Linked DNA regions of Homo sapiens: region 1 is linked to region 2. Evidence: read pairs that join two places in POLR2A ChIA-PET (ENCODE). Cell type or tissue: IMR-90. All regions are shown on one strand. Links, peaks and the distances in the headings refer to the core of each region. The heading gives the core; the rest is flanking DNA.

Region 1 (4,397 bases), core at 103-4,102, 700 kb before region 2:
ATCTCTTCACTTTCAATTCCAGGGCCCAGCTGAATACAAAGAACAGATGCTAACGCTGCAGCTGCACGTTGCTCATCACTCTTACCTATAAAAGCAGCCAAGATGCAATCACGATAGTCTTTTCAGTAGACTAACTTACTAAGACAGTTATTTCCCAAATTTGATCAATGACAAAATAGCATTTACCATTTTTGAAACCCCATGCTCCAGGCTTTGATGTAAGTTACAAACTTAGGCTAAAGAGCTCAAACTATAGAAACAGACCTCACTCAAATCCTAGATCCCACTTATTAGCCAAATGATCATCGATTAGTTACTCTTATTCTCTAAATAGAATTCCTCATCTGTAAAATGGAGATTAGTATCTATCTTAAGGGATTATTTTAACAGTTCAACTAAATGTGTTTCAAGCCAATTTCTATCTTCAAACTCCTTAATGTACTCATATAAACAGTGCTCAAATTGCCCTTGAATTAATCTCCTAAGCATTTCGGATGTACACAGTCCATTAGGTAAACCTTCAGGGTTTCCCTACCAACATTTTTAAAAATAAATACGGGATTAAAAATAACTCTTTAAAACCGTAAAAAATACATTTATTAACTTTATTTATTTTTTTTTTTTTTTGAGACAGGGTCTCACTCTGTCGCCCAAGCTGGAATGCAGTGGTACAAAAAATACATTTATATAAAGGTACATATAAATTAACTCTTGAGAACTGTATACACCACAAGTGTGGGGCAAATACTGAGCTTAAATTATTACCTGATAAATTAAAAATGTAAAAAATACGCAAACTAAAATGGAATTTTTAAAGGTCATCTAGTCCAACAACCATTATAGCATATAGTTTGAATGTAAAACACCTTTAATAGCGCCATTGTGTTATCTTTAAAAAGTTGGGTCTGCTATCAACTATACCAATAACAAGATATATCAGCTTAGACCCACCTCAGTTTTCCTAGGCCTTTCTTTATTCTATTCAATGGAAGAGTGAATTTGATCAAAGGTTTCACTTACAACAAAATTTTTACTCTCAGGTAAAATGAGAAAAATAAGGATATAAAGCTTATTAGTTCATTCAATTTTTTAAAAGTGCATTTCTACATTTTTGGTGCTATAATATTTTGCTAATAAAATAATGATAGTGGAGGATAATTATTTTCATAATGTTCTTACTTGGCTGAATAAGTTGGCAGACACCAAATCTCGTTTTGTTTTGTTTGTTATAATAGAAACCAAGTATCGCTTTGTTGCCCAGGTGGTCTCCAACTCCTGGCTTCCAGCAATCCTCCCACCTCGGTCTCCCAAAGTGCCACAATTACAGATGTGAACCACCATGCCGAGTCACAAGTCTTTTTAAATTTGGTGGTTCCTAAATCTAGTAAGCCTACTAACACTGGACTTTAAGGTCTGATAAAATTATCTTTAAGATTTCTCTTTGGTCTTAAAAGTTCTATCACTGTAACAATTTGAATTCCAGAATTTCTATTACAAAGTTCTAGAATTCAAGTATTCCAAGGGATATCCTGAAAATGATGTAATTTACAGGTACAATCAATGTTTTATATAAGTGCAAGGGAAAATGAGCTAGATGTCTGACACACACTTTCAAGCTTTTCTGGTATAACAAGAGAATGACCATCACCTCTTCTGATACAAAAAAGGTTGATGACAATCTACCCTAATCCTTCTTAGTTTCAAGCTATTTTTTTTTGGTTTACGTAATACAAAAACAAAGTTCTAACAAGTCTCATTTTGAGCCATAACAAGATGGTGCACTCCTTGACTATTAGAAAATTTTAAGAGTGGGCCAGTGTTCCAGTGCTATTACTAAATGTTACTGAAAAGAAGATAACACACTCCTTATTAGTTGTACGTCTGTGACTCAAAAATAAGGGCATTACCTTTTTTCAGGCAGCGTTCAATGCTATCAGTTAAAGTCATTCTCCTTTCCAGAATAAATTCATACAGCATTTTTGAAGCCAGTGCATTTTTAATACCTTCAAGAGCTGCTTGCCTTGTCTTCGCACTATTTAACACCCAATGTAAGAGAAAGAAGATCCAGTTGGAGTATACAATAAATAACTTTTTAAAATCTTATTTCCTTCTAAACTTTACCTATGTATAGATTTTTTAAATCTAATTCTCATCAAGCTCTAACCATTTGTCAATAATATAATTTAATTTCCATCTATGACTCACCTTGTTACACAAAACACTTAAGGCTGCTTTATATCATGGCATTTTTCTTAGTTTGATAGCCACAACTTTAAATGCTTACATAATATTTTATCGTTTCAATGTACAAGTATAGTTTTAATGTATTGTTTTCCTATATTACATATTTAAGTAAATTTACACTTTTTTTAAAACTATAAAAGTCTAGAATTGCATCTTCAGGGCTTTTTAATTCTATTAAGGTCAGTTCTGAAGCTATAGTGAAAAGAAACAATCTAGCTTTGACATTTTTTCATATCATAACATTAGTGGACAAGCAGCTTAAAGCAAGGTTTCGTTATCATTTCTAGTTGAAGATTAACTTTTAATTCAACAAATTCATTTCTATTATAATCAAATACAGCTATGTATGTGCTATTATGCTAGAATAATGACTAATCTGACTCAATCTAAATTCTAATGGCATGTTACTACCCACATTAAAGTCCAACGGAATAAGAAACATCCAAAGTAAACAAATTAACCTTTAGGAAAAATATATTGCTATTATCTGAGAGCTGCACAAATTATATACATGTAAGGTAACTGATTAGAATCACACAGAATAATCATTTCTCTTAGCTTTTGACTAAGATCAAGCATAGACTCACACAGAATGGAGTTTCCAGTATTGCCTACCTCTTATCCAGGGTTAGGTCAATTAATCCCTTCAACTTGTACTCTAGGTCTTCTTGAGTTCCTTCCTCATCAAGGACTTCTGGTCCTAAGAAATAATATAAAACAGCCATCGTAATTTAAAAGAAAAAAAACAGGGAATAATAGTATACTTTAGCTACAAGAATTCCTCCACCTGAAACATTTTATCTAAAGTTGCAAATTTAAATTTAAAACTCATACCATCTTCAGCAAAACTGGAAGGATCGCTATAACCACTGCAATGGCTCATTGTTTCAATTGATGCATCTTCATCACTAAAAGGCTGAACATTTCGATGCTGGCCACCTATTAGGTAAAAGAGGAAAGAGGTAAATTATTTTATTGCCATATACCTAAATATTTAACTTTGGAATTTTTAAGTTTACTTAAAGAGAAATCCAGTAATAAAACCACAGACTCATTTTATAAAAAGAGATTTTATCACAAGTGAACATACTTAAATATTCTTAAACTAAGTTCACCTAATTACGTATTTCAAAGGACCAATGATACATCAACTATACGCATCAGTCCTCTAACAAGAGGCATTCTTTTTTTTGTTTTGTTTTGTTTTTTTTGTTTTTTTGAGACAGAGCCTCCCTGTCGCCCTGGCTGCAGTGCAGTGGCACAATCTTGGCTCACTGTAACCTCCACCTCCTGGGTTCGAGCAATTCTCCTGCCTCGGCCTCCTGAGTAGCTGGGATTACAGGCGCACACCACCACGCCTGACAAATTTTTTGTGTATTTTTAGTAGAGACAGGGTTTCACCATGTTGGTCAGGCTGGTCTCGAACTCCTGACCTCGTGATCCACCCACTTCGGCCTCCCAAAGTGCTGAGATTACAGGTGTGAGCCACTGAGCCCAGCCGACGCACTCATTTTTTTATGACACAAAAACTGATACAAAGGTGGGCGCGGTGGCTCCCGCCTGTAATCCTAGCACTTTGGGAGGCTGAGGCGGACAGATCACTTGAGGTCAGGAATTTGAGACCTGCCTGGCCAACATGGTGAAACCCCGTCTCTACTAATACAAAAATTAGCCCGGTGTAGTGGTGCGTGCCTATAGTCCCAGCTACTCGGGAGGCTGAGGCAGAAGAATCGCTTGAGCCTCGGAGGCAGACGTTGCAGTGAGCCAAGATGGTGCCACTGCACTCCAGCCTGGGCGACAGACCAAGACCTTGTCTCAAAAAAAAAAAAAAAAAAAAAAAAAAACTGATATGAAGATGAAATAATTATTTCTAGACCATGATTTCAAATCATGAAGACAATGAAAACAGATCCAGAAATAGTGTTGTATCATAGATAATCATAAGAATAAGACAAATATATTTTCCAATGAGAATGGCTGGACTTAGCAAACATGAACTGGTGAATGGGTTTTTAGGTTACACATGTCTTATGTTAAGGGGAATTAAGGAGTTAAGGCAGGGTAGTTTTAAAGACAACTTGAAGTGAGAGAAGACAAAAAAGGCTTAAAATAGAAGTTTTGGTATTTGATATAGTATAAAAGCCTATCAGATA
Region 2 (4,397 bases), core at 253-4,252:
TCCTTGACTCTTGAATCCTAGATTTGCAGATATATGCTGTGACTCCCATTCCAGAGAGCCAGGAGGTCCTGCAGAGAGAGGGTGTTCCGGACAACATCAAAAGCTTCTATAAAGTGAATCACATCTGGAAATTCCGCTATGACCGACCATTTCACAAAGGCACAAAAGATAAAGAGAATGAATTCAAGGTACCATGCAATTCTTATTACATGCTAACTCCTCAGATAGACTGCGAGCCCCTTGGGGCACAGCCCTTGGTAAATATTTACTCAGAATAGTGTCAAGTGACAGAAACAGAAGGGACTATATAAATCATTTAGTCTAGTGGTTCTGCAGCTCCACGTGCATCAGAGTGACATGGAGTGCTCCCTAACCAAGCAGATTTCTGGTGCCCAGCTCAGGAATTCTGACTCAGTTGGTCTGGGAGGAGGTCCTAAAATCAGCTTTTTTGTAACAATTCTAATGCTGGTGGTTCTTAGACCAGTCTTTGAGAACTCCTGGCTGAAGTCAGTCCTCTTATTCATTTATGTTGAACCAATTGTGGGAATCTTGGGATGTTTATTTTCACGTAAAGTTCAATGAATAAAGAATACATAATGAACAGAGAAAAGGAGTTCCTGAAGACAGAGAACAGTTGGGTAGACTGCTGGTACGTTGGGTAAGTTATGTGCCATCTTTGCTGCTTGTTCTTGTTAGAACAGTGTGTAATTAGAACTTCTCAGGACTCCGAGTAAAAGCAAATTTTGGATTCTTTGTGTGTGTTGAGTTCTCTGCTCTCAGTAGTTCCAACACGCCTTCCTACTTCAGCACCCTCAGCCAGAATGGGACAAGGTTTCTCATAGCCCCACTGCAGAAAAGAGGCAAGATTGTTCAGTAGAGTCTGCCCCTTTCTTTGCAAACAATGACATAGTGACACCCCCCCCAGTTAGTATTTCATATCTAAACAAAGAATGCAAAATTAGCTTATTTTTGTGAGTTAATTGGCTTAGCATTTTTCATCACAGATGTTCCCTGCTTAAGCTAGGAAATGTGCTCCTAACACGATTGTCTCATGTTAACTCACTTGGTCAGCTCTGCCGGTGTCAGTTCCCAGTACTCCCCGAAGTATTTCCAGGGATCATTCACAACCGAGAGGAGATCAGAAGGGGAAGGTTTTGCAGAGTTATGACAGGATTGAATAAAGAGCAGTCCCTTGTGCCCAGAGATTTGATGGGCTAAATATCAAGGCAAGGAGGCCACTGGAAAACAACAATGGGATAGTATTAAAAAGATCCATGATCATGTTCTTGTTTTTTCTGGAAACTTATTCTTTGTGCCTTCCAAAATCAATTAAAGAAGATATAGCTAGTTGATGATATAGTTCTTCTTGCAGTTGCTTTTAGTGAAATCATAGTCAGAAATCACTGAAATCAGGCAATTGACTTGTTCAAAGTCACCTTCTAGTTACCGGTAGCTCCAGTCCTAGAACTCACATTTTCTGCCTCCTTCTCCATTGTTTTTTCCACCGTACTACATTTCGTTGTGGCTGTCACTTTAAATCTGTATCAGTGGCGCAGCAATCTCCCTAAAAAATAATAATAATAAATCTGGCTCCTGATTCCTCTGCTTTATAGCCCTCAGAATCTGGCTCCAAACTGCCCTCCAGAAGCCTCATCTCCACCACAACCCACTCACCCCTCCTCCCTCTCAGCCTCCGCGACACTCAGCTTCTCTCTTCCTCTCCCGCCAAGCCCTTTCGCAAGCCGCTCCTCCTGCCAGCGCTGCTACCCCCACTCTCCTCCTGGCAAACTCCTACTCACTCCTCAGAATGCAGCTCACGCGTCACCCCCTCTGAGAACTGCTGTCCTCCTCCCGCAGGCTGGCGTGTGTGCCTGCATCCCCCTCTGTTGGCCCCCAAAGCCTTGAACATCCCTTTCTCTTCACTCTGAGCTCTTATTCATCTGCTTACCTCCCTGTCACCACCAGAACACTGCGAGCTCTTGTCACAAGATCTCTGCCCTATTCATCTCAGCACAGCTTGGCTGGCTCAAAGAAACTCTTCCATTTTTTTTTTTGTTGTGGTTTGAGTAAATGGCACTATTTCAGGAATTTTGTAAAGTGTATTATCCTCTTGGGAATACACTTGGTTTAAGTAAGAAAGATGAGGCGTAGATACTAAAACCTGGTTGACAAAAAAGAAACGTGTCATCAACAGCAGCTCATACCAAAGGCAGCATGGTTTCACATGTCCTGGGGTTGCTCGTCCCGGCCAGAGGAAGCCCTGGCTCTAAAATACAGATTTGCCTCTATTAACAGCAGTTCAAACAAGCACAAGAAAATGTGGCACAGTAGATTTAGCAACTGACAAGGAGTCAGAGGTCCTAGTGGGTAGGTTCTAATGCTGGCTCTATCGGTAGTGTAGCTTTTGAGCAAGTCACATTGCTGCTTTAAGACCTAGTGTCTTCAAAAAAAAATAATTTTTTTGAGAAGGAGTCTCGCCCTGTCGCCCAGGCTGGAGTGCAGTGGGGCGATCTCGGCTTACTGCAAGCTCCACCTCCCAAGTTCACGCCATTCTTCTGCCTCAGCCTCCCAAGTAGCTGGGACTACAGGTGCCCGCCACCATGCCCGGCTAATTTTTTTGTATTTTTAGCAGAGACGCGGTTTCACCATATTATCCAGGATGGTCTTGATCTCCTGACCTCATGATCTGCCTGCCTTGGCCTCCCAAAGTGCTGGGATTACAGGCGTGAGCCACCGTGCCCGGCTGTGTCCTCATCCTTAACATAGATCATGCTGTGTGGTTCCTAAAGCCTTTGCTTCCCTTAGGACTCTGTTGTTCTAATTCTACGTTGACAGGCTGATACATTGACTGGCTGACCCTTCTGGATATAAGTGGTTAGATGTTAAGGAGTGAAGAGAGTTTGAATTAGAATCTTGGAGAAGTAGCAAAGAAAATAACATGATAGCCTATTTTTGTATTTTTAAGCTTGCTGTTTGAAGTAGGAGCTCATTTATTCCACATGGAAAAAAGTTTGATGACATACAGTGGAATTGTTAAAATCAGCTTCAGCAATCTCTCACTGTGATAGTTTCATGAGTGCTTGAATGAAGACTAAAGAAAGGCTGACAGGAATAAGCAAAGCCTGGTAACAGTGACCGACAAACACTAGTCATGGAAGTAGCTAGAAAGAAGGGCAACTTGGGAGACTTAATGTGTTTTGTGTTTTGTAGAGTCTCTGGGTGGAGAGAACGTCATTATACTTGGTGCAGAGTTTGCCTGGCATCTCTCGCTGGTTTGAAGTGGAAAAGCGTGAAGTGGTAAGGATCAGAGCTTGTTCTCAAGCACTTTCTCATCACAGTTGTTCACTTGGAGTTGTGCCGTATATTCATTACTTCTCCTTCGACCCAGATTCTCTGGAAGCACTCATAGTAAAATAGTGAATGTTTATGGTCTTGACCGCTATTACCAAGGCTGAGAAGGTGAATATTAATATTATCCTAATGTGTCCAGATGGAGGGATTCCTTGAAAACAACTCAATTTGCTACATGTAAAAAAACTATTCAGGCCCTTGAGTTAGAAGACTTGGAATTCCAGCTCTCCTAATTACTATAGCTGTGTGACCTTCAGTGCTTAGTGTATCATACCAGTGCTAATACTACCTGCTTTATCTTATTTAATCATCATATCAAAGCTATGAGGTATATATTCTTATTCCTGTTTTTGCAATTTTTGACAAGAGGTCAAAAGCCTTTGCCAAAGATCACATAGCAAGATGTTGAAGAGAGACTCCAACCCAGATATTTCTGATTCCAAAGCCAATTATATTACTCTCTTCTAGCAGTAGGTTTCTTACAGGCTGAAGGAGGCTAATGTCAAGTCTCTGCACAGTGCCCGATGCACAGTAAGTCCGTGTTGTTACAGTTCCCAGTAGAAAGGATGGCAGCGTATTAGTCTCACTGAGCAGTCCTGGGTGGAGCACCCACTGTAGATCAGTGGGTGCCACTGTAGAACCTGGTAACCACAGCTCCCAAGAACCCTCCGGTTGTAAAATGTGACCCCAGCTCCAGGCCCCAGTTGTGGACAGCAGGGAGAGCAGCAGCTGAAGGCAGCCACATCCAGGGTGGGACCCCACCCAGCTGTCTGTGCTGTTCTTCCAGCGACAGCACCTCGATGTCAGCCATAGCCCTGCAGTCTCACAGCCTCCCTTGCTACATCCATTATAGCCATTTATTAACTTTATTTCACTTAGTGTGAATGTTCATTTGTTTCACTGCAGAAATAATAATGTGTTTGTTTTTGAGCCTGGGTCTCACCCTTTCATTGCCATAGTTCTCTGATAGGAAGTGTGCCAATTGTGCAAATATAATGTAATTCATACCTTATTTAGGTCACAAGCCTATTCTGTCAATCCAGAAG

Evidence for each region. ChIA-PET counts read pairs that join two places held together with the same protein. Peaks named below come from ENCODE experiments on the same cell type or tissue, not always from the same donor. Only the 100,000 strongest peaks of a DNase experiment are listed, where the experiment ranks them.
Region 1: POLR2A ChIA-PET joins it to region 2 with 8 read pairs; 11 of 35 experiments call an interaction of 5 or more read pairs at or near these places.

Annotation. Positions count from the first base shown.
Region 1 is chr7:112,454,549-112,458,945 of GRCh38, reverse strand. It overlaps IFRD1 (interferon related developmental regulator 1), which reads right to left. Exons shown (of 12, transcript NM_001550.4): 2 at 3,079-3,183; 3 at 2,860-2,944; 4 at 1,908-2,032; 5 at 1-85. Among named protein-coding and RNA genes, the nearest start is that of IFRD1, 6.3 kb to the right of the region's middle. In IMR-90, for the core only: no CTCF peak of the experiment used is centred there; no DNase peak of the experiment used is centred there.
Region 2 is chr7:111,754,415-111,758,811 of GRCh38, reverse strand. It overlaps DOCK4 (dedicator of cytokinesis 4), which reads left to right. Exons shown (of 53, transcript NM_001363540.2): 41 at 22-188; 42 at 3,211-3,297. LOC124901727 (a long non-coding RNA gene) reads right to left here and starts at 1,838. Exons shown (of 2, transcript XR_007060479.1): 1 at 1,800-1,838; 2 at 550-1,564. LOC124901726 (a long non-coding RNA gene) reads right to left here and starts at 68. Exons shown (of 2, transcript XR_007060478.1): 1 at 1-68. RefSeq lists an enhancer at 1-894. In IMR-90, for the core only: no CTCF peak of the experiment used is centred there; a DNase peak (open chromatin) is centred at 1,771; H3K4me3 peaks cover 259 bases; H3K27ac peaks cover 411 bases.